Linked DNA regions of Homo sapiens: region 2 is linked to region 1. A link is a loop called in an ENCODE intact Hi-C map of the cell type or tissue named here. Cell type or tissue: Caco-2. All regions are shown on one strand. Links, peaks and the distances in the headings refer to the core of each region. The heading gives the core; the rest is flanking DNA.

Region 1 (16,350 bases), core at 2,782-10,781:
ATTTCTAACCAGCAAAGCATTCAAGATTTTCCCTGGCTGTTTCTGAAAACATAAGTCCTATGCATTCATGAAAAGATGGTCTGAAATTGAAACTCATATTTAAAAGGGAAGCAGAGCATAAAAGGTTGGAAAAAAATTGCAGCCTGACCATCTGGTAGACAAGAAGAACCCATGTCCTGGGGAGAAATTCAAGCTGGCTGCAGAAATTTGAATAAGTAATGAGGAGCCCAATGGGGAAAATGTTCCCAGGGCATTTCAGAGATCTTTGTGGCAGCCCCTCCCATCACAGGCCCAGAAGCCCAGGAGAGAAAGATGATTTCATGGTCCAGGCCCAGTACCTCACTGCTCTGTACAGCCTTGAGACATGGCACCTTACACCCCTGTCTGTCTCGTGCCAGCCATAGCTAGAAGGGACCAAGTTCCAGCTCAGACCATTGCTTCAGAGGGTGCAAGCCCTAAGCTTTGGTTGCTTCCACATGGTGTTGAGTCTGTTGGTGCACATAAGGCAAGAACTGAGGTTTGGGAACCTCCTCCTAGATTTCAGATGATATATGAAAATGCCTGGATATTCAGGCAGAAGTCTGATGAAGGGGCTGAGCCCTAATGGAGTACCTCTACTAGGCCAGTGTAGAAGGAAAATGTGATGTTGGATCCCCCACACAGAGTCCCCATTGAGGCACTGTCTAGTGGATCTGTGAGAAGAGGGCCACCATCCTCTAGACCCCAGAATGGTAGAACCACCAACAGCTTGCACGGTGTGCCTAGAAAAGCCACAGGAACTCAATGCCAGCTTATGAAAGCAGCCATGGGCGCTGGACCCTACAGAGCCACAAGGGTGGAGCTTCCCAAGGCCTTGGGAGACCATCTCTTGTATCAGTGTGTCCTGCATGTGAGACATGGGGTAAAAGAAAAATTACTTTGGAGCTTTAACATTTAATGACTGCCCTGCTGGTGTTTGGACTTGCATGGGACCTGTAATCCATTTTCTGTGGCCAATTTCTCCTATTTGGATTGGGAGCATTTACCTAGTACATGCACCCCAGTTGTATCTTGGAAATAACTAACTTGTTTTTAATTTTACAGATTTATAGGGGGAAGAAACTGACCTTGTCAGAGGAGACTTTAGACTATAGATTTTTATGATTATGCTGAAATGAGTTAAGATTGGGAGACCGTTGAGAAGGGATAAATATATTTTGCAATGTGAGAAGGACATGAGATCTGTCATGGACCAGGGGTGGAATGATATGGTTTGTCTCTGCATTTTCACCCAAATCTCATGTTAAATTTTAATCCCCAAGTGTTGTAGGAGGGGTCTGATGGGGAGAGATTGAATAATGGGGGCGACCTTCCCCTTTGTGATTCTTGCAAGATCTCACAAGGTCTCATGGTTTAAAAGTGTGGCTCATCTCGCCTTGCTCTTTCTCTCTCTCTCCCCTGCCAGCATGTGAAGAAGGTCCTTGCTTCCCCTTCACTTTCCATGATGTCTGTAAGTTTCCTGATGCCTCCCAATAATGCTTCCTGTTAAGCCTGCAGAACCGCGAGTCAACTAAACCACTTTTCTTCGTAAATTTCCCAGTCTCAGGTAGTTCCTTACATTAGGGTGAGAATGGACTAAAACACAGGTTGAAATAGTTCTGGAGATGAAACGTAAAGCAATGTGACTATACTAATGAATATTGTATTATAAAGGTATCTTTTGCCAGAAGAGTAGATATTAGGTGTTTTTATCACACACACACAGTAAATTAAAGACATAAAATGATAACTCTCTGAGAGGACAGGCATGCCGATTACCTTGATCATGATGAGCATCTCCCCAGGTACATCAATACATCAAGTGGTGTACCCTAAATATATACAATTTTATTTGTCAGTGATAGCTCCATAAAGCTGAAAAGTTATAATGCATACCTATATATCTACATATTTTATCAATAAAATGTGTGAATATAAACAGAAGAACTTGTACAAAGATACTTATAATAGTTTTGTTTATGATGTTTATTTTGGAAACAAATTTAAATCCCATCAACAGGAAAATAGATATACATATTGTCACTTATTTACTTAATAAACAGATTTATTTATTTAATAATCTGTCATTTATTAATGTAATTGATTTAGATATGAAATATCTATATGTGTATGAGTACATACATATTTATACATATGATGACAAAACCTTGATAAATGCTATTACATGAATGAACCTCACAAATAGTAAAAGTTGCCCCTTACAAAAATGATCTATAATATTTTATTCCATGTATATGAAGTTCTAAACAAGAAAAAGGGACCTCCTATAGTGACAGAAATCAGAACATTTTTCTACTTGCATTTCTCTGATGATTAGTGATGTTAAACATTTTTACAATATATTTGCTGGGCACTTGCATGTATTCTTTTGAGAAGTGTCTGTGTCGTTTGCCTATGTACTAGTCCATTTTGAAACTGCTGATAGAGACATATCCAAAACTGGGAGGAAAAAGAAGTTTGATTGGACTTACATTCCACATGGCTTGGGAGGCCTCAGAAACACGGCGGGAGGAAAAAGGCACTCCTTACCTGGTGGGTGGCAAGAGAAAATGAGGAAGAAGCAAAAGCGGAAATCCCTGATAAGCCCATGAGATCTCATGAGACTTATTCACTATCAAGAGAATAGCACGGGAAATACCAGCCCCCATGATTCAATTACCTCCCCCTGGGTCCCTCTCACAACACATGGGAATTCTGGGAGATACAATTCAAGTTGAAATTTGGGTGGGGACACAGCAAACCATATCAGCCAATTTTTAAAGGGTTTTTTTTTTTTTGGTTCTTTTTGATTTGTTTATCTACAGACTCTGGATACTAGGGCTTTGTGGGATGCAATGCTTGTGAATATCTTCTCACATTCTGTAGATTGTCTGCTTACACTGCTGATAGTTTTGTTTGTTGTTTGTTTGTTTGTTTGTCTTACTGTGCAGAAACTCCTTAACTAATTAGGTCCCACTTGTCTATTTTTCTTTTTGTTGCAACTGGCCTTGGATACTTAGCCAAAAATTTTTTGTCAAAACTAGTGTCGATAAGAGTGTTTTCAAGGGTGTCTTCAAGGAGTTTTATGGTTTGAGGTCCTACATTTAAGGCTTTAATCAATTTTGAGTTAATTTTATATATGTTGAAAGTACAGGGTCAGCTTCAATCTTCATCATATGGCTAGCCCGTTGTCCCAGTATCATTTATTGAACAGGGAGTCCTTTCCTCATTGCTTCTTTTCATCAGCCTTATCAAATATGAGATGATTGTAGGTGAGCAGCAACACACCACTCAGAATGGTATCACAAAAAAGTCGAAAAACAAAGGATGCTTGTGGGACTTTGGAGAAAAGAGAACACTTATACACTGTTGATGAGAATATAAATTAGTCTTGCCACTTTGGAAAGCAGACTGGAGATTTCTCAAAGAACTTAAAACAGAGATATCATTTTACCCAGCAATTCCACTACAGGGTATACACTAAAAAGTAAATAAATAATTCTACCAAAGAGACACCTACACATGCGTATTCATGGCTGTGCTAGTCACAGTGGCAAAGACGTAGTTTAACCCAGATGCACATCACTGGTAGACTGAATATACAAAATATGGTACATCTACACTATATAATACTACACAGCCATGAAAAAGAATGAAATCATGTCCCTTGCCGCAAAATTAATGGAGCTGTTGGTCTTAATCATAAACAAATAAATGCAGGAACAGAAAACCGAATACCACATATTCTCCTATGTGGGAGCTCAGCATTGAGCACACATGGACATAAATAGAAGAACAATAGACACCGTGGACTGCTGGAGAGTGGAGGGAGGGGGTGATGGAATCTGGATTCCAAACCTCAGCATCACTCAATAATCCCGTGTGACAAGTCCACACACGTCCCCTCTGTATCTAAATTAAAAGTTGAAATTAAAAAAAAATCCTTATGTGAGAGCTGACTGGAAACACTGAGAGGACACTTGTGGAGATGGACCTGCTCCTCACCCTAACTTAGGTGCTGGAGACAAACGTGCACATTTGCCAGAAACCCTCAAACTGTACATTGAAGAGCTATGCATTTTTGTATATGTTATCTCATAAAAACAGAAAATAGACAATTGGAGGAAAATATTTTTATTGAAATTAAAATCTTAATAACATGCATATGAAAATTCAAATAGAAAATATAAATGTGATTATTACAATAATTATTTAAAGACATTTAGTTATATCTACTAGAATAAAATCCCAGAAATAAAAAAGATAAAGGTGACATCTTAAAACGAAAAACTAATAAGCACACATTTCACAAATAAGTAAAATATGGCTAAAATATGTTGAACATTTTATATTATTAGTTATACAAAGTTAATAAACTATTGATATAATATTGTAAACTGTTTTATTAGGATAAATTACTAACATTTTGTATCAAACCATAACTGGGGACAGCCGACAGAAAAATAACAATATTTGCAAGCACATGTTATAAATGTTAATATAGTCTCAATGTTGGCCCAACTCTTACACCTGAAATTTTCAACTATATCATGGATTTGTTTGGAGTCCTAGGAAAAATTAATTTTAAGAAATGACTTAAAGGAATTGTCTCCAATATGGAGATATTAGTATCTCATCTATAAATAAATGGAAAATACATAATACATGTCAAGTCCTTGTAAGAAACCCTGTCCCATGGAAAAGGGCTTATCCTATTTGTTAGTGATACATTTACTGTTAACATTATCACCTTCACGATGATTTAGAAAATTAAAGCAAAGCGTGATGAATTGAAGTGTGATGTTGCTTGTTTGGTACAACAGCGGGGTGAGGATAATGAAGAGCCCTGTGATCCCGAGGAGATGGCCTAATCCAAGGAGAGGGAGGCTCCAGGTCGTGTGGACTCACATGGGCTCCTGCTTCTGCCTGTCCCACAGCCACTCCCAGAAGCCTTCAGGAGACAGGGGTGCAGATGGGCCCTTGAGACCATCAAATGAGAGCTGGAACTGAAGAAAAAGATAATGATCTGGGATAAATTTTAAAAAATTAAAATAAAAAATTTTATTTTAAATTCACGAATTATGGTTGTTTATATTTACAAGGTAAGAAGCAATGTTATGATTTGTGAATACCATATGGGATAACTAAGATAATTAAGAAATGATTAAGATAATTATCATTTATCAATTCAAATTCTTATTATTTATTGTGACAACCACATTTGAAATAACCATTATTTAACAGTAGTTAAATGAACAAATATAAATCAATTGATGTAAACAATTAAAAATAACCAAAATCAATTGTGAAATACTCAAATAATTTACATTTAGCTCATCATTAAGTTTGATTCTTTAGGACATATTTTTAGAATTACTTTATTGTAATGTTTATTATGAATTCCTACACATATATGCATATGTCTTTGTATTTATATATTTTTTCTTTCTTTGTTTTGTTTTTGTTTTTTGTTGTTTTTTTGAGATCGAATCTTGCTCTGTCACCCAGGCTGGAGTGCAGTGGCGCCATTTAGCTCACTGCAATCTCTGCCTTCCGTGTTCAAGTGATTCTCCTGCTTCAGCCTACCGAGTAGCTGGGATTAAAGGCACATGCCAATACGCACAGCTGATTTTTGCATTTTTAGTAGAGATGGAGTTTCACTATTTTGCCCAGGCTGGTCTCGAACTCCTGGCCTCAAGTGATCAGCCCACCTATGGCTTCCAACGTGCTGGGATTACATGCGTGAGCCACCGCGCCTGGCCTATACATCTTTCTATGGTTATAAATTTATGTCCCTATAGCTTCGTAGCTGCTGACGTCAACAAATGTTAATAAAACTCTGGAAGAATCGGTGCAAATAGGAATGCTTATTTCATTAAAGTGTAAACATATATATATAATTTTTAAATTACTAAAATTTAAATACTAACGATAATAAATTCATAATAAACACAAGTAATAAAACGTCACAGCCTAGAAAGCTCCAGAGTCCGGCAAACACAAACCTGACTTTTCCAGCTGAGGAGAAAGGAAACCTCTCCCGGCACCTGCTCCTGTCCCGCCCTCAGTGGGTCCCTAGCGCCCCCTGGTGGCCCCGCGCGGCCCTGCAGGGAGGTTTGTGTCCGGGCTCACACTGACCTCCCCTCACTGTGTCTCTGGAACAGTAATACACGGCCGTGTCCTCGGTTTTCAGGCTCTTCATTTGCAGATAGGTGATGCTTTTGGAATCATCTCTTGAGATTGTGAATCTGCCTTTCACAGACGTGGTCTATTCTGTTGTCCCACCATTAGCTTTGTTTCTAATGAAACCTACCCATTCCAGCCCCTTCCCGGGAGCCTGGCGGACCCCGCTCATGTAGTAGTAACTGAAGGTGAATCCAGAGGCTGCACAGGAGAGTCTCAGGGACCCCCCAGGCTGTACCAAGCCTCCCCCAGACTCCACCAGCTGCACCTCACACTGGACACCTGCAAACAAAAAGAAACCCTGGTCAGAAACTGCCACACGTATCCACTGTTTCTCTCACTCTTATCCGCTCACACTCAATTTCAATAGTTCTCAATGAATTACCTTTTAAAATAGCGGCAAGAAAAACCCAGCTCAGCCATGACTCCATGGTGAGTCCTCTGTGTTCAGTCCTGATCACCAAATGAAAACATCTGAAAATCCCAGGGCTGGGGCTCCTCTCCCAGAGCTGCAGGGTCAGGGCTGGGCTGGTTTTCATCAGCAGAGGGAGGGCTCTATTTGCATGTCTCCTACTATATAGTAAGCTCTGGGGTGAGAGGCCTGAGGAGAGAGTGGGGCTCACAGCATGTGAGAGCGTCCTGGGGGAGATTTGTGATATTGATAGCATTTGGGAATTGTGGTTACTTATTGTAAGTTTGTTCTGTGGTAAACCCTTAAAACCTATAAATCTTATAATTTTGTAATTTTTATTTTAAAAGTTTTATTGAGGTACAATAGATCTACATAAACTGCATATTTTTGAAGTTCACACCAATAATCTTTTATTTTTACACATGCAGAGAAACCATGGTATGTAGTATCAATGTTATTTCCATGTTACAAATGAGAAATTACCAGCAGAAGCACAGATGGGTTGTACAGTGTCCCCAGAGCTCACATTTGGTCAGAGTGACCTGGGCATCTGGGCCTGTGCTTCTCACCACTGGACCTGACTTCTCCCTGAACCAAGCCCAGCACACAGGGGTTGCACCTAGTGAGGTTTACAGAACCATTTCTCTGTAATGGGAACATGGTGTGATGTGTATGCTCTTTTGTGATTACCTAACAATTGTAAAGAACAGCATGTTTCCCACAGTTTTATTTTCTTAAGTGTCATACATCTCTCATGTTCGTGTCTATCTTTCCATCAGTCTTTATCTAACAAATTATATATTCACTTATTTGCAATACCCTTATTGAGGCATTATTGCTATATAATAAATATTGCATAATTAAAGTGTGCAGTTGAATACACACTGAAGCCGAGCATGGTGGTGCACAACTGTAGTCCCAGCTACATAGGGCAGAGGGAGGAGGATTGGAGACCCAGGGTCTGAGGCTGCAGAGAGCTGTGATCTCACCACTGAGCTCCAGCCTGGATGACAAAGCAAGACCATGTCTCCAAAGAAAAAAAATGTAATTTCACATGTGCTCACCTGTGTATCCAAAATAACAATCAAGATAATGATGATTACAGTTAAAAGCTTCCCTGCTTCCCTGTGTTCCTCTCATTCCTGCCTCCCGTCATTTCTCTCTCACTATACTCAGTCAACCTCTCATCTTTGTTAATTCAGATCTATTTTTCAATATTTTGTTAAAGTGAAATCTTTTAGTTTCCATTTCATTTGTGTGGCTTCTTGCTCAGAATAATTACTTGTGAGTCAGTAATTTGATTGTGTATAAAGGTGTTGATTCTAACGAGGAACAGTATTCCAGTTAATGAGTACACCCCTATCATTTATTTATAAATCTCCTTAACATTTGTGTTATTTCCAGTTTCTGAGTATTACAAATGTATCTTCTACTCCGCCTGGAGATGTAGTCATCCAATAAAAAAGTATTATTTTTACAACAACTAGCCTTACTGAGCTACAAATTAGCACATTTTATTTAATACATGAGTTTATTGATGTATAGGGCAAATGAGAGAACTTACCTCTTGTGAAAATCAAATCAGTGACTTGTAAGGATAAACAGGAAAAGAATATAATTTTATCTGAGGCAGAGGCCAGCAAATGTCATATAAGTTAATGCAAGATTAAATTAGATATATTTACCCGATTGCTTAAAATTAAGTATAATGAAGAAGTTATTATTTAAATTTCCACAGGACTTAAAACTGAGAGACTCCTATTGCTATTGAAACCTTTCCTCCCAAGATTGAGGACACATCACAAAAATCTCCACCCTCTTCCTCCCGAGATGGTTCTGTGTGGGAAACGGAACAGCAGCTGTGGCTGAAATGCATCCAGACCCAGCTCCCTCACCACCACTACATGACCAAAGAATTAACATGCAGGGGCAAAGCCACTGACAGCTCTGTGTTACAGGCACTGGAGGAACTCGTAGAAACTGGGGTAGAAGAAAGAAAAGCTCCAAAGCTCTGTCCATTCTTTCAGGAATAACAGCCTCATCTCCCACCTCCTCTCTCTTCCCTCAGGAATAACAGACTCATCTGCTGGGAAGGGCAGAAAAGAGGAAGCTGAAGACATCAGTGGGAAGACATAGTGGCTGCTGGGAGAAGATTGGGGAAAGAACAAGGAGACCCTCTACCCAGGAATGGGAGGAAGATGCATGGATCAGCATCACACCTGCAGGAGGGGCAGGGATACTTGGAAGGACACGTCCTGAGCCAGGACTGCCATGTCTGCCTGGAGTGTGGCTCCCTCAGAAGGACAGAGAGTGCCCGTTCAGTGCAACCCTTCCCACCACATTGACAATCATCAGGTCCATGTGGCTCTGGGATGACCTGGGGGAGATGAAAGACAGAGTCTCTCTGGAACACACAATTTAAGGCCCAATGCCAAGCAGGAAACAAAATTAAGGTGTCACTGGAGGAATCTGGGTGTCTGGTGGCTGCAGAGGAAACCCACTGCAATTCAGGCAGCCACTGTGACAATGAATTTCAAATGTAGCCCTGACTGGTTTCACACAATTTTCTACAATAAAGGCCTAGAAAAGATACGGCATGATCATCTACAAAAAAAGTCATAAAACAAATAATTATCTAATATAAAGGATCTGATAGAAGTATCTGTGGAACATACATTTTGAAATAACTGCATAAATACTTTGAAAATTTACACTTGATCCCATAGTTAGTCTATGCGTAACTTCGTAAGAAACTGCCAACATGTGCTTATTTTTAATAACTAATACTTTATTACTATCATGCTTTTGAATGTAACAGAGACCACAGAGTAGATTCTATCGATAAAAAGCCAACTTTGGAAAATACTTAGAGAGATTTATTCTGAGCCAAATGTGGGGTCCATGCCCTGTGACGCAGCCCCAGAGGATCCTGATAACATGTGCCCAAAGTGGTTTGATTGCAGGTTAAATTTAATAACATCAATTGATACATGTGAGATATCTGTTGATTTGTTTCATAAAGACAAAACAGCTAGAAGTGAGGCAGTGTGGGGAGATAATTACCGCTTACAGGTGAATTAAATGATTTTTCAATTGGCAATTCATTGAAAGACTTAAGTTTTTATCTAAAGACCAGAAATCAGTAGTAAAAAGTGTCTGGGTTAAGATAACAGGTTTTGGAGAACAAAATTCATATTATGCAGATGAAGTCTCTTATGTGGCCACGCTTAGAGGAAATAGATGGCAAATGTTTTTCTACTAAGACCTTTAAGAGATGCTAGACTTCCAGCTAATCTCCTCAGTATAACGAAAGACCTGGAAAGGGAAGGAGATTCTCTACAGAATGTAAATCTCTCTCACAAAGGATAACTGTGCAGGGCGATTTAAAAATATGTCAAAGAAATATATTTTAGGGTAAAAGCCTTCGATTCCTTTCAAGGCCTGCTCTGTGTCACATGACGCTATTCTCGAGTCAGGTTAGAATTTGGTATCTTATTGCTACACGGAATCCGTTTTCTGAGCCTTGAGTCCTCTGTTTTCATGAAAATGCTGGTCAGTTGTGCTTGAATTCCAAAGTGAGGAGGGTATAATGAGGCATTTCTGATCTGTTTCTAATGTGGCCTGAACTAGGTTTTCAAGTCTCTGGAACTCCTTGGTGAAGAGGAAGGTTCCATTCAGTCAGCTTGGGCGCTTAAAATTCTACTTTTAGTTTATTGGACATATATGAGACTTACCCTACTCAGGGGTATCAGAAAATATTTACTGAGGTAATCACATTGAAGTTGAGACTTGAAAGATAGTCTCAGATTCCTCCCTGCAAACCTTTTCTCCTGAGACTAGAAGAAGAAAACTTAACCAGAAACAAATACTAACATTTCTTCAATGTTCAAAATCGCCACCCATTAGGAAAATAATTAAACTTGCAAGGCTTATCTTTAGAAACTAGTATAACGATTCCTAATGTCCTTTAGAAAAACACAGATTCTGATTAGTTTACAGATTATACAGAACGTCCCATCCAATGGCAATCTGCAATTAGCTGGATTCCCTTCCACTGGTGTTTTTTAATGTGTAATTTAAATAGATGCATAATAGTTCAAAACCTTTATGTGGTACATGTGATATTTCGAAAAAAAGAAAATTATGTGCATATCTGGATAACTGGGACAACCTTCAACCTTCATCTCAATCATTGACTACTTCTTTGTGGTAAGAACATTCTAAATGTTATCTTCTAGCTAATTTGAAATACACAATAAATTATTAACTGTAGTTGTCTATGTGCCAATTCAGCATTCTCAGGAGCAATGGGTGAAAATTCCTGTTTTTCAACTTCCTCGTCAACATTTGGTATTGTCTATATTGTGTATTTTACCCATTCTATTAGGTTACTAGGATTTTTTCAATATTAAACATACATTTACCTAATGAAAATCCAGTTGGTCACTTTTTATACTTATTGTTAGATGCACTTTCTATTCAGGTCTTTGCCCATTTTAAAATTAAATTGTGTGGTTTTGTTGTTCAATTGTAAGGTAATTTGTATATTTGTAATAAAAGTCCTTTTCCAAATATTTGATTTGCAAGCAAACTCTCCAAATCTATGGCTTATCTTTTCACTCTCAGATAAGGGTTTATTTTCAAAGGCCTAGGTTAGTTTATCCATCTATGAAAAGAGGATAATTGGCCAGGTGCAGTGGCTCCTGCCTGTAATTCCAGCACTTTGGGAGGCTGAGGCGGTTGGATCACCTGAGGTCAGGAGTTTGAGACCAGCCAGGCCAACATGGTGAAACCCCGTCTCTATTAAAAATACAGAAATTAGCCGGGCATCGTGGCAGGCGCCTGTAATCTCAACTACTTGGGGGGTTGAGGCAGGAGAATTGCTGCAACCTGGGATGCAGAGGTTGCAGTGAGCCGAGATTGCACCATTGAACTCCAGCCCAGGCAACAACAGTGAGACTCAGTATCAAAAAAAAAAAAAAAAAAAAGGAAAAAAAAGAGACAATTATCATTCTAACTTCTAACTTAGAATTCTTAGCATAATAACGTAGGTTGTAAATATTTCAGTATCTGAAATATATACCAGTTTTGGTAAAACACTAGGGAGGAAAATTTGTAGAGTGTTCTGAGCGCACAATGGCTTCCCCTCGCTGTGTCTTTTGTATAAAAATCATGGTTGTGTACTCCTTGTTAAGGTAGCTCAGCTGTAGGAGAAACTGTTTTTTGGATGTGGATCTGGAGATGGTGACTGGACTCTTGAGGAGTGGGTTGGATTGTGCACTCCCTCATGACCTGTGCACCTGATTCGCTCCAGTCCCTTCCCCGGGGGGTGACGGATCCAGCTCCAGCAGGAAGCACTGGTTGTAATGGAGAAGCAGAGATGCCACAGGCCAGGGGGAGGATCTGTGAGGGCTTCACCAGGCCAGGAGTGCACCGAGAATCACAGTTGTCGGCATGCACAGGTTCTGAACAACATGTTGAAATTCACAAATTTGCACATTTTGATGAAAATGAAGAACTCACTGTTTTGCAATTTGTAGGTCCCCGAGAGCAAATAGCAGATTCAGAGGTTAGAATTAGATGAATATATGGTCACATTTTTTCTTCAAACTTTCAACCAAATAAGAAAGACAAACTGCGGACAGAAGAATGGGTACTGGATTATTACCTCTGTCTATAATTACGGTGATTTTCAGAATAAGATTGACCTGTGATAGCCCAAAGGGTGTCATAATCCCGAATCCACAATTAGACCTGAGCAGCAATCACGGGCAGTGGAGGTCGCCTCACATGAGGAAAGATCTGACTCTGCAAAGCTGCACACGGGGGTCTCTGCAGTCCCTGAGTTGTACAGGAACAGCTCCTCCCTCAGACTCAGAGTGAGGACAATGTGCTCTATCTGGGGGAGGTGAGGGTTAGTGTGTGGAAAGAACCAAACTCACTCTAATCAGTATCTCTGTACTTGGACAGAAATCAAAGTTTACAAGAAATCATGAACTTGGGGTAAAGCAGGAAATTACAATTGTTTGCAGGGTGCATGCTTGCTTCTCCATGTCGTCTAAGAGAACCAAGGAAAATCGTGATTTATTATGTACATTTCCATAAAAGGTGTTTCCACCCTGAGAACGCACCTCCTATACCTCCAATGTCAGGGAGCACGTGGACCAGGCACCCGGCACAGCTCTCTGACACCATCACCCAGTTTTTGACAAAGAGACACATCCTGGAGCTCCTCCCAAACAATGACTGTGCACAGTGAAGTTGCTAACGCGTGGCTGCTGCTGGGCACATGGGAGATTCCCGATGGACAGCTATGCTCTGGGAAGAACCAATGGCCTTGATGGAATTAGCTTGGACCACAGGGTTGTTAGTAAGCTTCATCAGACTCCCACCTTCTCCAGCACTCGTGGTGGGATTGGCATAGTGGGCTGACAGTGTCTACAGCCTCACCCGGCCTCCTGCACACTTTTCTGCCTCTTGTCTCTCCCCTACACTCCACCACCTGCACCTCACACTAGACACCTACAAACATAGGGACATTTTGGTCCGAACCTGCCACACATAATCACTGTATTTTCACTCACATCCACTCATGCTTAATATCTCTAGTTCTCCATTATTTGCCTTTTAAAATAGCAACAAGAAAACCCAGCTCAGCCCTAACTCTATGGTGAGCCATGTGTGTTCAGAGCTGATTGTCAAATCAAAACTCCTGGTAATGCTGGACTGGGGCTCTTCTCCCAGAGCTGTAGGCTCAGGGCTGCGATGGTTTCCATCAGGAAAGGGAGGGCCCTATTTTCACGTCCCCTCCTCTGCAGCAAATGCTGAGGTGGGATGCCTGAGGAGAGAGCAGAGCCCAGGGCAGATGTGAGACTCCTGGAGGAGTTTAGTGTTGATGGCAGCATTTGGAAAATATAATTTCTTGTTATGTGATTTTCTCATTAAAATTACTAAGCAAATATTTTTATTTCTCTTTTACATATTTGAAAAACTAGAAATATAACTACATTTATGAAACTTTAAGATGTATAAAAGGAGAAATAGAAAACTATAAAAAAATTAGGAGACTTCAAAACCTCGCCTTCAATAATGTACAGAGCATCCACAGAAAAATTCTTAGGAAGCCCGTGGACTTAAGCACTCTCGAACAAACTGCCCTAACAGACATCTACGGAACATTCCAACCAACAGCAGCGTAATATGCATGCTTCCCAAGCACACTAGAGATATTCCTCATGATGGGTTATATATTAGATAACAAATGACTCTCAGCGTTTAAAAAAGTGATGACAACCGTTCTCTAACTTTTTAAAAAATCCGTGAGGTCCCCACCTTCTAATCTCTTTCTAAGAGGCTCCAATCACTGTATTACCAGTAATAGACAAGGCAAAAGAAGAAAACCAAACTTCTGACAAATGTTCTTAGTATATGTAAACAAGCTACTCCCAATTCATAGTCAACTAAGTTCTATAAGACTTTAAAAGGATTGTACACCATGACAAGCTCCAAATTATTTTTGAGATGCGCTGATGAATCAATATCTTCAAATCAATAAATCTGATGTGGTAAATTAAGAGAATAAAGGAAAAGCATCAGTTAACTTCTCACCAGACATAGAAAATAACATTTAAAAAATTCAAGATCTCATAATAAAACCTCTAAAAGTTAGGAATACAAGAATATAACCTGTATATAATAAAAGTCATTATTTAAAGCCATACTTTTATATGGAAGAGTGAAAGGTTAAAATATTTTGCTATAGCATCTGTAAAAAGGCAAAAATAAACTTACATCTTACTTCCAGATTTCAAAAGTAATAACAAAAGTAGAATAATAAAAACAGGATGGAGTTGGCATAAATATGTAGAAAGAGCTCAGAAATAAACTGATGTATCAATGGCAAACTGATTTTCAGCATAAGAACCCACAATATAAAACAGATAAACCAAGTCTCTCCCTATGAATGTGTTAGAAAAACTGGATGTACACATGCAAAGAGTTAAGAATTTTGGGTTAGAATAAACACAAAAATCACTCTGAATGGGCCAGATATTTAAACATATGGCCTGCAATTGTAAAATTTCCCCGACCCAGAAAATAATATATTAACAATGATTTCCTATATTTCACATTAAAGGCACAGACAACAAAAGCAGAATTAAACAGGTGGAACTACATCACAACAAAAAGATTCTACAAAGTGTGGAAATAATTCCAACCTACAGAATGGGAAAATATAATTGCAAGCCATGCATCTGAAAAAGGGATGACATCCAAAAATACATGCAACATCTACCACTCATTAGCAAAATCATATTTGCCTGATTGGATAGTGATCACTTTTTCACCTTAAAAAATTATGAACATAGATCTCATGTTAAAGATTCTTCCCTCTGGGTAATGGTAAATTTGATGGTACACTTGGTTAGGATAGACTTTGTAGTTATTCACTGCAACACTAATATATGTGGTGCTGTGAATTTACTTAAGACAAGCAAAACAGGTGGGCCTGATTCCATCAGAGCAGAACTGGAGAAAATGAAATTCCATGGTGTTTCAGCAGCTTTGCCTCTCTCTGGGACCTCCAGCCTGCACTTATTGATGGATGATCTTCTGGACACTGGGTATTCCCAGACATCTCCAAAAACTGTCATCCTCCACATCTCACAGAAAAGTGGCATGTCTTTTGTCCTTGCGATAGTTTGCTGAGAATGATAGAAGGATGGTTTCCAGTTTCTTCCGTGTCCCTACAAAGGACATGAACTCATCATTTTTTTCCTCACTCATAGGTGGGAATTGAACAATGAGAACACATGGACACAGGAAGAGGAACATCACACTCCAGGGACTGTTGTGGGGTGGGGGTAGTGGGGAGGGAGAGCATTAGGAGGTATACCTAATGCTAAATGACGAGTTAATGGGTGGAGCACAACAACATGGCACATGTATACATATGTAACAAACCTGCATTGTTCACAGGTACCCTAAAACTTAAAGTACAAGAATAATAAAATTTTTAAAAAAAGTCATAAAAAAAGAAAGTGGCATGTCCATCTGTAGCTTGTCAACCCTGAATAACAGAGAGAGAGAGACTCTAAAATATAATAATATGTATTCTAGGAAGTGTATTGCAATTGAAATGTATGGGTGCATTCAGGTTGGTATAGGAAGATAAAGAATAAAGGAAAAATGAGGAGGGTCACATCAGCTGTTTAAGACAATTGTCCTGGGCTAGAAGGATCAATAACAGGGGCACATCGGTGTAAAGTTGAACAGGGAGTTGCTGGGCAGATACACTGGGAGAAGTAATTCTTTTAATGTTGTGGTGGCTTCTGTGCAAGGTTATGGTTGTGCAGAGTCTATTTATGGTAGTTCTTATTATCAGGAATATGTGTGTTAGAACCCTCCTTCATGGCCTTCCCCAGCTTCATTCATTAGGGCTTTAACACAAGTGGCTCCATCTTGATTCTGATAAATTTCACCAGCTCTTTCTAACACTACTTCTGAAGCAGACGACTCTGACACTGTGCACGGAACAGGGTTAACTCCACATCCACATCCCATTTTGATCAAATGAGTTTGTCCCCTTCAGTATTAATGGTCAACTGCATTCCCAGATGAGCCTACACACAACACAGTGGAGGGTCCTGAGAAAATGGGGAGAGAAGGAAGTCCCATCAGCCTCTCCCACGTGGCTGCAGGAGCCACAGCCTGAGCCCCACCTGAGCTCCAAGAAA
Region 2 (16,350 bases), core at 2,989-10,988, 51 kb before region 1:
TTCAAAAGGTGAGAACCCAGCCTGATAAGGGGTGCACCTTACTCTAAGTAGGGCTAAAGGAAGGAGTTTTACCCAATTTTCACTGGTGTCTAGAATTAATTTTGTAAGAGTATTTTTTAGGGTATGGTTCATGCATTCCACCTGTCCAGAGCTCTGGGGTTGATAGGCACAATGGAGCTTCCACTGAATGTTTAATGCCTTACTGACTGATTGAGCTATGGACGAGGTGAAGGCAGGTCCATTATCAGACCCTATGGCAGCAGGCAACCCGTACCAGGGGATGATTTCATTGAGTAAGAACTTAACTACTGTGTTAGCTGTCTCGTTCTTGGTAGCAAATGCCTCAGTCCATCCGGAGAAGGTGTCTACTGATACTAAAAGGTACTTGTACACAGCCCGGTGTGGCTTTACCTCTGTAAAGTCAATTTCCCACTTTTCTCCTGGCGAGTTTCTTCGGAGACGGTGACCTGGGCTGGGTTTAGGACCTTGCTTGGCATTTACCTGGGCGCAGGCTGTGCACCAGAGAACTGCTTGATCTGTTAGGCTTTGTAGATGAGGGATCTTAAAACAGCTCCGGAGGAGCTGAGCTAATTTTGTCCCACCAAATGGGTGGTAGAATGTAGGTGACTGACTAAAGTTTCTCCAAGAGCTGGGGGTACGAAGATTCTAGAGTCAGGAAGAATCCACCAACCTTTTTGATTTTTATTTGCTCTAAGGTTTGCAGCCAGTTTTTCTTCTTCTGTTGAGTACGCGGGGTTGTCAGGCAGATCTGGCTGTGGAAAAGAAACTGCCGGTAGCAGGTTTATGGACGGAGCTGAAGACAGCGCCACTTCCCGAGCTGCTGAAACCGCTTTTGGGTTACCGCGGGCAACAGCCGTGTTTTCTTTTTGATGTCCTTTACAATGGATTACAGCCACTTGTTGAGGGAGCCACACAGCTTCAAGCAGGGCTAAAATTTCCTCTTTGTTCTTAATTATTTTTCCTTCTGACCTGAGCAACCCGCGTTCTTAGTAGATGGCTCCATGTACATGCACAGTAGCGAAAGCATACCTGCTGTCAGTATAAATGTTAATACGTTTATCTTTAACCCATCGGAGAGCTTGAGTAAGGGCAATCAATTCAGCTTTTTGTGCTGAGGTGCTTGCCGGTAAAGCCTGAACCCACAACACATCTGTCTCTGTGGTAACAGCTGCACCAGCTTTGCGTATCCCCTGTTCGAGAAAACTGCTGCCGTCGGTGAACACGGTGGCGTCCGCCTTTCTCAGGAGCACATCTTGAAGATCTGGCCTGCCAGTTTCGGTAGCTTCTAACAGCTCCTGACAGTCATGGACAGGAGTATTAGAATCTGGATCTGGGAGTAAAGTAGCAGGATTTAAACACCTTGTGGGAGAGAAAGTCAAACAAGGCTGATCCAACAGTAAACTCTGATATTGTAAAATACGAGCATTTGACATCCATTTACCTGAAGCACTTCGTAGTCAAGTCTCTACAGCATGAGGAACTGTAAGGGTTAAATTCTGGCCTAGAGTTAATTTATCAGTTTCTTGGACTAGGCTTGCTGTAGCCACTATGGCTGGCAAACAACTTGGCCATCCTGAGGCCACAGGATCCACCTTCTTAGATAAATAAGCCACTGGGCCTCTCCAAGTTCCTAAAGTCTGAGTAAGCACTCTCTTAGCAACTCCCTGGCTCTCATGGACAAACAGATGAAAAGGCTTTGAGATATTTGGGAGGGCTAAAGCCTGGGCTGCAGTTAAAGCCTTTTTCAGATTCTGAAAAGCCTGTTCCTCGGTGTCTGTCCAAATCAGTGGGCCATTACCTTTTGTAGCAGTATACAAAGGCTTTGTAATCTCTGCAAACCCCGATATCCAAAGACGACAATATCCCAGGGCTCCTAGGAATTCATGTACCTGTCTCTTGGTGGCGGGAGTGGGGATTCGCAGGATGGCTTCTTTCCGGGCACTAGTGAGTGCCTTTTTTCCTTTGTTTATCTTGTACCCCAGGTAGGACACTCTGGGAAGACAAAGCTGGGCCTTTTTGGCTGAGACTCCATACCCGAGCTCCTGAAGGAGGTAGAGCAGGTCTCTTGTGTGTTGTAGACAACCATCCATAGTTTCAGTTGTTATTAAAATGTCATCTACATATTGGAGAAGAGTACAGTTAAGGTGACTGGCTCGGAAGGGTATAAGATCTTGCTGAAGAGCCTCTCCAAAAAGGGTAGGGGAATTTTTAAAACCCTGAGGTAACTGAGTCCAAGTCAGTTGGGTAGTGTCTCCTGATCTTGGATCTGTCCATTTGAAAGCAAAAATCGGCTGGATTTTGGGGGCCAGAGGGATAGCAAAGAAAGCATCTTTCAGGTCAAGGACAGTGTATACTGTATGTTCTGGTGGGAGCAGGCTGAGTAGAGTATAGGGATTAGGAATGGTTGGGTGGACAGCAACAGTCCATTTATTAACGTCCCTTAAGTCTTGTACTGGCCAGTAATCATTTGTTCCAGGTTTCTGGACCGGCAAAAATGGCGTGTTCCAGGCCGACTGGCATGGGGTAAGTATGCCAGCTTGTAACAGTCGTTGAATGTGGGGATTAATCCCCTCTCTAGCCTGCTGACTTGTGGGGTATTGCTTTGCCTGGACCGGTATGGCAGTGGCCAAGAGTTCTATGACTACTGGCGGATGGTGTTTAGCCAGTCCGGGAGGGTTTGACTCGGCCGAAACTTGGGGGAAAAGTGTCTGTAGATCTAACAAAAGAGTATTAGTATTCTCCTCCGGTGATTACGACGGTGAAACCAGAAGGTATTCTTCTGACAGAGGGGTAGTTAGCAAGAGTTGGGCAGTGGGGGAAGTTGCATTTCCTAGTGTGAGATGAGCCTGCTGAGCTGAAAAGGAGATTGAGGCCTGTAACTTATGGAGTAGGTCCCGTCCAAGGAGAGGAATAGGACACTCTGGAACTACTAGGAAAGAGTGTGTCACTCTTTTCTGTCCCAAGTTTACTTCTCAGGTGTGTGTGACAGGATATTCTTGAATAGCTCCAGTTACCCCTTGTACAGCAATTTTTTTATTTGAGACACTGCCCAGGGGAGTCTCCAGTACGGAGTGCTCTGCCCCGGTGTCTACTAGGAAACATACAGGCTGGCCCCCCACTGTAGCAGTTACCATGGGCTCCTGGGGGCCGAGAGCAAGGGAGCCCTGGCCCCATCAATCATCAGGCTCCTCTGTTGCGGCCAGGGTGAGAACCTTTTTGTTTTCAGATTTTTCTTTTGGCAGTAACGGGCACTCCTTTTTCCAATGCCCAGTCTGTTTGCAATAGGCACATTGGTGTTTTCCTAGAGGGGCCTGTTCACCTCTTTCACTTTTCTGGTGGGAACCCGAGGTTCCTTGGCCATTTTTCTGGAATGCAGGCCTTTCCTTTCTGCCCTCTTGGATAGCTGTTACCAAGATTTTTGCTTGTCTTTTATATGCTTTATCGGCAGCTTTTTCAGCTGCCTGTGTCGCTTGTTTTTGTTTTTCAAATTCTCGGTTTTCAAAAACCTTCTGGGCTATTTCTAAAAGCTGACTGATATTCATCCCAGTAAATCCTTCCAGTTTTTGGAGTTTTCTCCTAATATCTGGGGCTGCCTGAGCCACAAATGCCAAATTAAGAGCACGGCTATTCTCGGGAGTCGCCAGGTCAAAAGGTGTGTGAATTCGATAAGCCTCCTGGAGAGGTTCTAAAAACACCCCTGGTGACTCATCAGGCCCCCGGACAACTTCAGTTGTCTCAGACAAGTTTATGGGCTTCCAAGCGGCTCCTTTAATACCCGCGAGGAGATACTGGTGAAAATCGTCCAAAGCCCTCCTTCCACCTGAGGAATCTGGGCCCCAGTTAGGCCAGGTGGAGGGAAAGACCTCCTCCTCCTCCAGGAGGTCTCTAGCTTCCTCCTCCTCCAGGAGGTCTCTAGCTTCCTCCTCCTCCAGGAGGTCTCTAGCTTCCTCCTCCGGCCCACCGGCTGATGCAAGGAAGTGCTTTCTGGCCTCTCTTCGGATATGCTCCCTCTCCTCAGAGGTAAACAGAGTTAAAAGGAGCTGTTGGCAGTCATCCCAGGTGGGTCGATGGGTCCGGAGCACGGACTCCATCAGTGAGGTCAAAGCCTGAGGCTTTTCAGAGAAGGGAGGATTATGGGTTTTCCAATTATACAAGTCAGAAGTAGAAAAAGGGACATAAACCAGGAAGGGGGCTGAGCGCTCATCAGCCGCGGGACTCGTGCCTCTCTCAGTGGGAGTAGAGGGGCTGCTTCCTCCCATGCGGTCGTAGCGGAAGGCAATGGGCGGTCACAGCCCACAGGGGACGCAGTCGAAGAGACACGGGATGGCGCCAAGGGAGCAGGCTGGTGGTAAGGCGGTGGAACTGGGTGAGGAAGACTCTCCTCTTCTTCAGAGGGAGGCAAAACAGGGGGAGCCGAACTGGCGGAGGGTTGAGGCAAAAACGCGGCCTGGCTCAGGAGGACTTTGGAGGTGGAATTGCGAATGGCACATGAACAGAGCCATGGAGGAGGATTCCTAATCAAACTTAGCCATTGATCGATATAGGGAAACTGATCAGGGTGGCCGGGAGTTCCGGTAACAACCCATCACACGGCTTGAACAATGGTAGGATTTAATGACCCTTCACAGGGCCATCCGACTCCAAACTTTGGTCATTCTAGTTCACAGAGTGTCCAGACCTTGCCTTTTCTAAGGCGGACTCCATAGTCCTCTGAGAAACCAAGAGAAAAATTTTCCAGCATACACTGGAGAGGGCTCCAACCCTTACGGGGCCAGGAGGAGGTGTTTCCCGTTTATTATTATTATTATTATTTAAAGACAATTTAGCAAAGTCTTGAGCAGAGATATCAGATCCAACACCGGCAGAGAAACTCTTTCCCTGGGGGGCTGGAGTGTCGGAAAAACAGAATTAACATGATCAGAAAGAACAGAAAAACCACAACAGCTAATACCACTTGCCACATTGCTGTAGCTTTAAGATTGAGGGAGGGGGATTGGAGGCCAGCCTGAGGTCTCCTGGGCCAGTTCGATCTAGGCGTTCTCCCTCTTCTTCTTCTTCTAGACCTATATCCTAAGTGTTTTTTATGTCTCCACGATTCAAAGGCAAACAGTTCAAATTCAGCTTTTTCCTTTAAGGGTTCAAGGAGTGAGAGCAGAGCGAAGTCTTGGAGACGCTGAACTTGCTGTTGCACTGGAAAACGAGATGTGCGGGGTAAGGGGCAGGGACGAGGGGGAAAAGGACCACTCGGATCGTCCTTAAGATGAGAAAGTAGCCACAGTGGAACAGAATAGGAGTCTAAACGAAGTAAAGCATGACGGGCGTAGGTTTCTTTACACAAGGTCCTATTTAAGGGCGCAGGAAAAGTTACAGAATGACAGAAGAGGTGAGCAAGAAGGTCTGCAGGGTGGCTGTTTTGAACCCACCACCAGTTCAGTTTAGAAGGGGACCAATCACTAGGACGTGGGGTATGACAATCTAAATACCCGCAACCTTCATGGTGCCAGAAATTCCAATCAGGTGAATGTTCTCCACACTCTTTTCCGTAACAACAGCTTACTTGTTTATGACAGAAAAGACAAGACTGTGGTGGCCAGTCTAAATGATTGATTAGAAATTTAACCTCTTGTGACAAAAAATCAGCACTAAGGACCTTGAAGAAATTTTTACCCAGACCTCGTGGACTATATCGATGTCCTGACATGTAACACCTTGACAACTATTAAACAAGACAATAGACACCGAACAAAACAATAAACATAAAACAAACAATTGACCCTAGGGCATGTAAACAATGATGACAGTTTTCCTGTTTTACCTTCTCTATTAGACAGACAAGGGAAGGGGGTCCCGTGATGGGATCATTTAGATGCCTGCCTGGCCACTCCCCGTGAGGGGACTTGGGTTCCTCTTAGCATTGGCAGGCCAGTATAAACCCCCAGCTCGGATCGAGCTATGCCCGATGCTGCCTTAAGCCTTATGAGGTCACCACAGAACGGCAGGTGAGGGCCCACTCAAACTCCGTAGCTTTCGCCATGGAGCTACAAACTGGAAGACAAACGCAAGCCTTTGTCCTCCCACATTCACACACCATTTACACAGAGTTTATAACAGGTTTTTTTTTTTTCCCTTTCCCGGAGATTTCCAAAAGAAGGATGGAAGATAGAAGAGAGAGAGAGAGGTCTGCCAGAAACCAAGGCTTAGCTCTCCAGCGTCCTGGGTCTTGAGCTAAGTCAAGGGAGGGTCCTGGTCAGGACCACTTCCCACCCAAACCAAGATACGAAGGCGCCTACCGGAAAACGAAGGCTCAACCCACTAGCATCCTAGAGTAATGGGCTGAGTCAAAAGAGGGACGCCCTCGTCAGGGCCGCTCCCCTCTCACCGGAAACGAAGTCACATCCGACCTACCTGACCCCGGGGTCAGAAGCTGAGGACTCAGCGCCCTCGTCAGGGCCGCTCCCCTCTCACCGGAAACGAAGTCACATCCGACCTACCTGACCCCGGGGTCAGAAGCTGAGGACTCAGTGCCCTCGTCAGGGCCGCTCCCCTCTCACCGGAAACGAAGTCACATCCGACCTACCTGACCCCGGGGTCAGAAGCTGAGGACTCAGCGCCCTCGTCAGGGCCGCTCCCCTCTCACCGGAAACGAAGTCACATCCGACCTACCTGACCCCGGGGTCAGAAGCTGAGGACTCAGATGTTGACTTTTAGGGCGCTGACACAGTGGTCGATCCGCTCTCCTCTGGAAGGCGGTCACTCTTTGCAGACCTGAAAATTCTTTCCTCAGGTGGTGTCCCTCCTCCGAGCTGGCCATCCTTCCGGGGGAGCCCGGAGCGAGACCGGCTCTCGCCCAGTGGTGTTAATATCTCGCTGCGGCCTCCAAAAATGTTGTACCCAGGCGAGTTAGAGAAAACGCCACACTTTGAGACGAATTAAGAGTCCTTTATTAAGCCAGCGGCCAAAGAGACGGCTAATGCTCAAAATTCTCTGGGCCCCGAGGAAGGGGCTTGATTAACTTTCATACCTAGGTTTAGGAAGGGGAGGGGAACTCAAGTGCAATAATTCTACGGAAGTAAAAACATGCAAGAATCAAAAGAAGCAAAATGGTTACAGAGAGATAAACAATTTAAAAGACAAATGGTTACAAAAAGAGCAACAGTACCAGGTGCAGGGCTCTAAATCTTTCATTATAATTAGATATAGGGGCTATGCCGGGCATGAACTCAAGGCTTTATGTTGTTATCTCCTTGAGAAAAATCCTGGGAACTTCATACATTGTTGGTGCTAGTACCTTATCAGTTAACTGGGCTCCTTTGAAATGCTGAGAATCTGTTTACACAGGTTAACTCCTTACGGAAGGGGGTTGGGTGAGGAGCCCTTAGTGTCTTGTAAATTAAGGGGTCAATTGGAGTTTGTCCAGCTTTCCCAGCTAGAGAGAGTCTTACTTACATGAGAAGCAAGGCTAGGTGATTAAAGAGACAAACAGGGAAGATTCAAAGTAGTGAGTTAGAGTGAAAACAAGGTTAGGCATTTCAACTGACCACAATACTCAGACAACAGCTCCCCCGCTACCCAGGAAAAAAAAATAGCTGGCATTCACTACAAAGCACTATGATTAAATGTGTACTACAGGTCCCAAGGCTGCAGACAACCACAGACACTGTTATCTGGCATAGCATTTTAAGGGCTCAGAGTTCTCATCAGGAGGTAACTGAGAGCCATAAATGAACAATGTTTTTCAGGAATGTGCAGGGTTTAAACAATCCAGGTCTGCTGAGTTAACCTTCTACTGTACACAAATCCAGATTAGAGGGCAGCAGGGACGTTCAATGGATGGCCAGACTCAGGAGAGAGGGTAGAGATGGTCAGGTTAGGACCCCAAGGAGCAGCCTGGGAGACTGTAGGAGTGAAACTGAGAACCTCCTGAGGGGCCTATGGGTGTACATAGCTGTGAGTTTAACTAAAGCTGTTGGGTTTCCCAGGAGCCCAAGAAAATGGTACTACAGTGAAGGGTGTGGGGAAGTGGCCATAAACGTCAGTGGGTGTGTGCAGGAGGGGAAGGGAGCCAATGGAGTTAAGAAAGAGGAAAGAGACCAAGGGATATGGGCATTCCTTACAGAAGCAGGTTCAGAAATAAGCTTTCAGATGCCTCTTGCCTGGACTTCCATCAATATGTCAAATATAAATTTGAGGTATGTTTCCCATCTGACAAATACCACAGAGTGAGGAAAGAGCTGGAGGCGTTGCTAGGAGAGAACACCCTGGACGTGACCACAGCCCCTTTTGTCCTCACACTGCCCTGCCTGTCCTCTATCCTCACAGCGTGGAGGTTCTCATCTTTGCCCTGCCTGTCCTCTATCCTCACAGCGTGGAGGTTCTCATCTTTGTCCTGTGGTGGGAAAAACATCTGGTTCTTGGAACACTAAGAAGACCTCCAGAATCATGTAGGTGATTACGTCTACTATAAATCTTGCATTTCCAAACAAGTTCTCTATCTACTTTTCATCAATGTGTTCGTGAAGCTTCAGGGTAAATGAAATAAGGCAGTCACTAAATAGTGAAAAAAGTCACCTATTTACTCATGTTCAGATGACTCCCGGGTTTCAGAATCAAAGAATTGGACAGAGAAGCACAACCGTTGGTGCCCAGGACTTCTGGACACCACACATGGAAACTGAAATTCACAAAACACCCCTTATAGTAAAATGGAGATCCTCGCTTTCATGCAATGTTTGAGGTCCTTTGATCAATTAGGAAATACTAAAGGTTGATTTGTTAAAGAAAAAATGTATATATGAAGACACTTGTTCCAGCACAGTAAGGAAGACTTCATCCAGGGCCCTCATGATAGGTGTAGGGACCAGGGCAGTGGGATTTTGCAGTGGGGGAGAGATTCAGCAGAACTCCAAATACAGAATGAGAACGTGAGGATTTATAGGCATACAGCAGGGTTGGGGCACAGGATGGAAAATCACCAAGAAGAAACATCAGGAGTGAGGTAAATCCTGCTTAGGGCAGCCTGCCAGGATTTTTGTTGAAGTTAGACCAGGGTGATCAGATGTCACCCAAGTTATGGTGAAGGACAAGGAAACTGATCAGATATCCAGGAAAATCAGACACTCAGTATGGGGAAAACTGGCTAAATCAACACAACAGAATTCCAGGTAAAACTGAATTTTAAAGGAAAGTGCAGAGAGACAGGCTTAGGATAAGATTCAGGAGCCTCCTAACTTCTCGTGAAGCAAATTAGCTTCATCAGGTTGGGACACATAAATGGTAGCACTTTCTGCTGACCAAACTCATGACTAAATGAAATGAGAACAGTACATCACAAAAATGTAAACTGAACCATATTCAGAATTTCTGAAGATGATGAGTGGCAGAATGAGCTGAGGTGTGATAGATCAGGGGGTCTCCTAATTCTGAATCCTGCAATTAGTTCTAAGCAGCATTCACTGACAACAGCACAGCTCGAGATTCCCACATGCACAAACACCTGACTCCATGAATCTGCAGCCGGGGGTCTCTGCAGGCTCTGAGGTGCACAGGACATATCCCACCTCAGATTCAGCCTCAGGTAATTATCTGCTGTTCCCGTGGGGAGGAGAGGAACAGTGTGGAAGGAGGGTCAGCTGTACTCCACTCAGGATCTCTGTACATGGAGGAAAACAATGAAAGTGGGGAACACATGTCCTCAACTTATGTTACACTTCCACATGAGAAAGGCAACACCATGCCAGGACATTCTGCAGAATCAAAGAATAAAGCTCTCAAGGTAAATGTAGGAATCACCATTGTTTACAGACTGTATGTTTATTTCTATGTCATCCACAGAAATTAAGTAAAAGTTGTGTTCTGTATGGAACCCACATCATATGGGTTCTGAGTCAGGTCTTCCCTCCCTCCACCTGCAGGGAGCACAGTGCACCTGAGCCATGCGCCTGGGGCTGCACTCTGATGTGCATGCCACGGCTGGTGCTGGGGCCACGTCCTGTGCTCCACTCTCAGGAGAACAATGAGCTCCGCGCTGATCTGAGTAGAGCCACTGCTGGGAGTCACGGGGGTCCCCGATGGGAAACTTTGACATGACTCAGATACAGTGACTTGCTGGACCTTCCTAGAACAGCACAGTTTAAGGAAGTTCCACTGAGTTATCCTCCCTCTCTCCTTCACTCAGGGACCAACTTCCCTCATATGCCTTCAGCTTCCCCAGCCTCCTTCCACCCGCTCTGCGTTTCCTCTCAAAAGCGTGGACCGGTTCCTTAGGAAACTGTACATAAACCTAATCCATTCATAGAATGTGCTTCTCCGAAGACCAACACTAACACATGTGTTGGCAAAGCTGTTCATAATACCAGCCAGATTCTACTGACAAATATATGATATGAACTGACCACGGCAATCACCAGTTTTATGTGTCTCCTTGGCTAGAACATAGTCTCAATTATTAAATGAGACTCGAATCTAGGTGTTGCTCTGATGATTTCATATAGGTGTTATTCAAGCCCACCATTAATTTTCTCAAGCTAGGAAGATAGTAGTAGTTAACCTGGGCGTGCCTGATTTAATTCTAGCAGAACAGAAGACAACAAAATTTCCTGATGGATGGCAGGTGTGCCTCTTTCCAAGAATTCCAGCCTGTCGTTCCTGATGGCCAGCCATAGACATGCCTAGACAGAACACACAATTGCTGTCACCAAGATCTCTCCACCCACTGGAATGTCCACACTAAGCTTCCTCAAAGTCACAGGTGAGGAAGGTGACACAGATAGTTTGAGCAGATACAGATCACAAATCTAGGCAGGGTTCTGGGGAAACTGTTAGATGGAGAAACAGCTAAGTCTCTGAAAGGAAACCAGCCCTTAACCTCCCTGGGCACCTGGTCCCTGAGTTTACTGTGTTCTTAATGTGTCCTGAGCGCCCTCTGCAGCCCAGGCCCCTCCTGTCTTCCTGCAGGGACGTTTGTGTCTGGGCTCTCACTGGCTTCCCCTCACTGTGTCTCTCGCACAGTGATACAAGGCCGTGTCCTCGGCTCTCAGACTGTTCATTTGCAGATACAGGGAGTTCTTGGCGTTGTCTCTGGAGATGGTGAATCGGCCCTTCACAGAGTCTGCATAACCTGTGCTACCACCATTCCAATTAATACCAGAGACCCACTCCAGCCCCTTCCCTGGAGCTTGGCGGACCCAGCTCATGCCATAATCATCAAAGGTGAATCCAGAGGCTGCAAAGGAGAGTCTCAGGGACCCCCCAGGCCGTACCACACCTCCCCCAGACTCCACCAGCTGCACCTCACACTGGACACCTGCAAACACAGAGACACCCTGGTCAGAAACTGCCACACAAATCCACTGTTTCTCTCACTCGTGTTCACTCACACTCAACATCTCTATTGATCCATGAATCACCTTTTAAAATAGCAACAAGGAAAACCCAGCTCAGCCCAAACTCCATGGCGAGTCCTCTGTGTTCAGTGCTGATCACTGAATGGAAACACGTGGGAATCTCAGGGCTGGGGCTCCTCTCCCAGAGCTGCAGGGTCAGGGCTGGGCTGGTTTTCATCGGCAGAGGGAGGACCCCATTTGCATGTCTCCTACTATATAGTGACTTCTGGAAGGGATGCCTCAGAGTAGGCTGTGTCCCAGAGTGGATGCGAGTGATTATACTTCATAAATAATTAATTCTCATTAGCATTTCTACTTATAGATGCACATGAATTATGTTCTGTGGGAGTCAAAGTTTCCTTCATTTACAGATGTGAAGGTAAACCCCCAAGCACGGAAGGGCCATGTGACATGTCTAAGAGCTCACATCTGGTAAAAGCCAGTCTCACTGTCTGGCCCGTGTTTCTCACAGCTGGATCTGACTGCTCCCTAAATTAACTCTAGGACAGAGCTAGAAATTTCGAGTGAGGGTTACAAAACCCTCTTCTTATAAAGATATCATGATATTCTTTGGCTGTATCTTAGTGTTTTTCTAAGTAACATAGAAAAACTGAGGGTTAACTCACGTGTGGAGTCAGGAGTTCATGACTTTTCTTGTATTATTTTTATTTCTCTCTTCATTTTTTTTACCAAATTATACACTTTTATTTGTAATAGTTTTAATGAGATAATATTGACAAATAATCTTCACACAATATGTTCACCGTTTGAAAAATATTGACCTAATCACCATTCATAGAGAAAACAAATCAATCCGTTTCACGATTTTCTTTTTCTCCTGCAATTTCACCTTCCAACGCCTTCCCTCCTCTTACCAGGTAGAAGTCATTTAGGGATCTTTTTTACATAACAGCGTGAACAACAGCTAAACTGGTTAAGTTCCAAATGAATCAATTTTTTTTAACACATCAGGTAATTAAAGTTATAGCAACCAGCGTGTTTGTCAGTGTGTGTGAGAGAGAGAAAGAGGGAGGAAATGAGACTGAAAAAGAAAGTGATTCTACATAATTATTGATTTATAAGGTCCTCAAATGCAGGGACTTATTCCTGATGAACAGGGTCCACATAGGTTGAAGAGGGTAACTTGATGCACCCACATATGGCTATAGATTTATAATATCAATGTTATTTTCTAAACTCATAAGTACTCATACACATTAGAATAGATGTAGTGGAGGGTGTCCAGTGGCGCAATGAGAAGGTGACACTAAACCCAGTCTCCAGGGCCTTTCCCCGCCTGCTGCACCTGCCCTGAGGCTGAGCCTTGAGCCTGCCTGACCACTGAGCCCACAATGGTCCTGAGCCCCCATGAAGTGCCAAGCGCCCCCTGGGTTTCCCTGCTGGTTCCTGAGTGCCCACCTCTGTCCTCAGCACCCCATGCTGTCCTGTGAACCCGCATAGGGAGGTTTGTGTCTGGGCTCACACTGATGTCCCCTCACTGTGTCTTTTGCTTAAAAATACATGGTTGTGGCTGAGCGCGGTGGCTCACGCCTGTAATCCCGGCACTTTGGGAGGCTGAGGCGGGTGGATCACGAAGTCAAGAGTTCAAGAACAGCCTGGCCAACATAGTGAAACCCTGTCTCTACTAAAAATACAAATATTAGCTGGGCGTGGTAGTGAGTGCCTGTAGTCTCAGCTACTAGGGAGGCTGAGGCAGGAGAATCACTTGAACTCAGGAGGCAGAGATTGCAGTGAGCTGAGATCGCACCACTGCACTCCAGCCTGGGTGACACAGCGAGACTCTGTCTAAAAACAAAGCAAAACAAAACTAAACAACAACAACAAAAAACATGGTTATTTGCTTGTTGCTCATGTAGCTCAGCCATAGGAAGAGCTGTTTTTTGGACATAGATCTGGAGGTGGTGACTGGACTCTTGAGGAGTGGGTTGGAATTTTTGCTGCCTTCATGACCTGTGCACCCAACCCACTCCAGTCCCTCCCCTGAATCCAGCTCCATCAGGAAGCACTGGTTGTGATGAGGAATCCAGCATTTACCTGAACTGTTATTGTCATTGATATGCTAAACAAAATGTGGCACTCATTTTTATTGTGTTGAGATACACATAACATAAAACTTACCATTTCAGCCCTTGGTAAGTGTATGGGTCAGTGATACTTTACACATTCACAATGCTGTGCAACCATTTCCACTATTTGGTTTGGGAACATTTTCATCACAGAAAAGGAAACCTCACCTCCATTAAGCGGTCACTCTGTGTTTCCCTTCCCCTGACCTCCTGTGATCTGGGATTTTCCTGCTCTGCGTGCTTCGTGTCAATGGGACAATTAGGGATGTAGACTTCCGTGTCTCCCTCAGTTCAGTCACCCAATGTTTTCAAGGCTCATCCAAGTTGCAGCCTATGTCAGTGCTTCACTCCTCTTTAAAGCTGCATTACAGACACACAGACACACCGCGGCATCTTCATCCCTGTGGGTTAGAGACACACAGACACACCGCGGCGCCTTCATCCCTGTGGGTTAGAGACACACAGACACACCGCGGCGTCTTCATCTCTGTGGGTTACAGACACACAGACACACCGCGGCGTCTTCATCTCTGTGGGTTACAGACACACAGACACACCGTGGCGTCTTCATCCCTGTGGGTTATAGACACATAGACACGCCGCAGCGTCTTCATCCCTGTGGGTTAGAGACACACAGACACACCGCGGCGTCTTCATCCCTGTGGCAGTCGATGGGCACTTGAGTTGTATTCTCCATTCAACTACTGTAAGTGGTGACACCAGGTACACTTGTGTATGAGATTTTCAGTGAAGACCATTTTCCAAAGTTGCTGTCCCATTTCAATACCAACATGCAAGCCATGACCATTCCAAATTCAGTATGTCTATACCTACAAGTGATTATGTTTTTCTATTTAGTTTTGAATACTGGCTTTCTCCGTGTGTGCAAGTCAGTAATCTATATGGAACTTAAATCAGCAGCATAAATCAGATAACCCCATTAAAAATGGGGAAGGGACGTGCACAGAAACTTTTCAAATACAGACATAGAAGTGGCCAACTAACATACAAAAATACTCAGCATCCTCAATCATCAGATAAGTGCAAATCAAAACCCAATCACATACTATCTAACACATGTCAGAATTGCTATCACTAAAAGATCAGAAATTAACAGATGCAGGCAAGGCTATAGAGAAAAGCGCCACTTACATACTTTTGGTGAAAATGTAACTTGGCCAAAGCACTGTGGAAATCGATCTAGAGATTTCTCAAATAACTTAGAACAGACCTACAATTCCCCTCAGCAATCCCATTACTGGGTATATGCCCAAAAGAAAACAAATTATTGTAACAAAAAAACACATCCACTCACGTGTGTATCACTGTGCAATTCACAGTACCATAGACATGGAATCAACCTAAATGTCCATCCGTTATAGACTGGATAAAGAAAACGTGGTTCTTATACACAGTGGAATACTATGCAGCTATAAAAAAGAATGAAATCACGCTTATTTGCAGCTACTTGAATGCAGCTGGGGTCAAAAATTCAAAGCTAACTGACATAGAAACAGATGATAAGAGTCGATGGAAGAGGAAATGAACATTTTGGGTGTTGCTCTGTGTACAAGTAAGAAAAGAAATCCCCTGGTGCATGAACTCTTGAAACACAAAAGCCTGGAGACACTCATGTCCTGACTTCCATTACATTAGGTTGTGTGCTTTGTCTCATTTTCATTCAGTTAAAATAGCTTTCCTTTACTGATGGCCAACATAGCCACACTCTGTAATCATCTAGAGACGTTATGATAAAAATAACAATTCTGAACATTAGAACAAATGCTAACTTTTAGGTCAAAGTTAGTGTGGATTCAGTGTGATAGGAGACATGGCTGAATAGCAGCAGTGTGCTCACAGTAATTTTATCTAAATTATGAAAATTTGTTTACATCTTTTAGATTAGATTCCCATTGAAATCCTTGATCTAATATTATCTCTGATGCATTATACATCAGTAATGAAATGAGGTTATGCACTCAATTGAGTAGAGCAAACTTTCATTCAGAATTTGTTCCTCTATGTGATGTCAAGTCAGCCCGGATGGCAGAAGTTATTGCAGTCAACAGAGCTCATCAATAAGCCAAAGACAAGGATTAAACACGTGTTCTAGAGGAGTGCCTGACTTTGGGATGCTCTTCACACAAAGAAATTTCTCCCACCTTCTGGAACATGTGAAAATGCACAACAAAATAACACATTTTAGATGCAGTCCTGCATTTTAGAGACCTGACTAATGTAACTTGGAAAGTAAAAACCTGAAGGAAAATGACATAGCATACCAACTGAAAGTATACATATTGTAGTGGGTCATCACACCAAGCAAGCAGTCTTATCAGTCAGGGGTTTATAATATTATCTAAATATGGAAGGCATTAGCATTATGTATACAACATAGCATCCATCCCATCCACAATCTTCTGAAAATGTTGAAGAAAATTGTCATCCTTAAACTAAAATTGTCCAAACCTTAAGAAAATCTTGAACTTCCTTGGCCAAAGATTCTCTCCCTAGCAAGAGAGCCTTATAGTTAATCCCCTCAGGGAGACATCAGTTATTAGCCTATTATTTGGTAGCTGGAAGGCCCATACATTTAGAGATTTACCCACAATGCTCACCTCTGTCCTATTACATGCATGCATGACAAAGTGTTGAAAGTGATGACTGCATTTTACCCACACTATTCATCAACAGATTAAACCATCATTTCCCTACATCTTTTCAATAGCCTCTAATAACATTAAAGCAGGGAATTATATCTATTGTAAGAAACATCAGGGTAGAATATTGCTCTTGAACCACTTTGGAAGGAATTTTATCAGGTACTTTTAACCACAACACAGCAGTGAAATTGCAGAAAG

The links. Hi-C counts contacts between places; a loop is a spot of excess contacts. Peaks named below come from ENCODE experiments on the same cell type or tissue, not always from the same donor. Only the 100,000 strongest peaks of a DNase experiment are listed, where the experiment ranks them.
Region 2: a loop joins it to region 1, with 8 times the contacts of the local background. A loop is called at or near these places in 8 of 110 quality-filtered maps.

The regions. Positions count from the first base shown.
Region 1 is chr14:106,251,592-106,267,941 of GRCh38, forward strand. It overlaps IGH, the pseudogene IGHV3-22, the pseudogene IGHVII-22-1 and the pseudogene IGHVIII-22-2. Among named protein-coding and RNA genes, the nearest start is that of LINC00226, 28 kb to the right of the region's middle. RefSeq lists a silencer at 6,280-6,447. In Caco-2, for the core only: a CTCF peak has its summit at 6,121 (motif pointing left); a DNase peak (open chromatin) is centred at 6,090.
Region 2 is chr14:106,199,920-106,216,269 of GRCh38, forward strand. It overlaps LOC105370700 (a long non-coding RNA gene), which reads left to right. Exons shown (of 4, transcript XR_007064369.1): 2 at 1-2,544; 3 at 5,157-5,232; 4 at 6,159-8,504. It also overlaps IGH, IGHV3-20 and the pseudogene IGHVII-20-1. Among named protein-coding and RNA genes, the nearest start is that of LINC00226, 80 kb to the right of the region's middle. RefSeq lists enhancers at 416-1,615, 5,964-7,163. In Caco-2, for the core only: a CTCF peak has its summit at 10,930 (motif pointing left); DNase peaks (open chromatin) are centred at 3,792, 7,382, 7,672, 10,922 and 1 weaker place; H3K4me3 peaks cover 313 bases.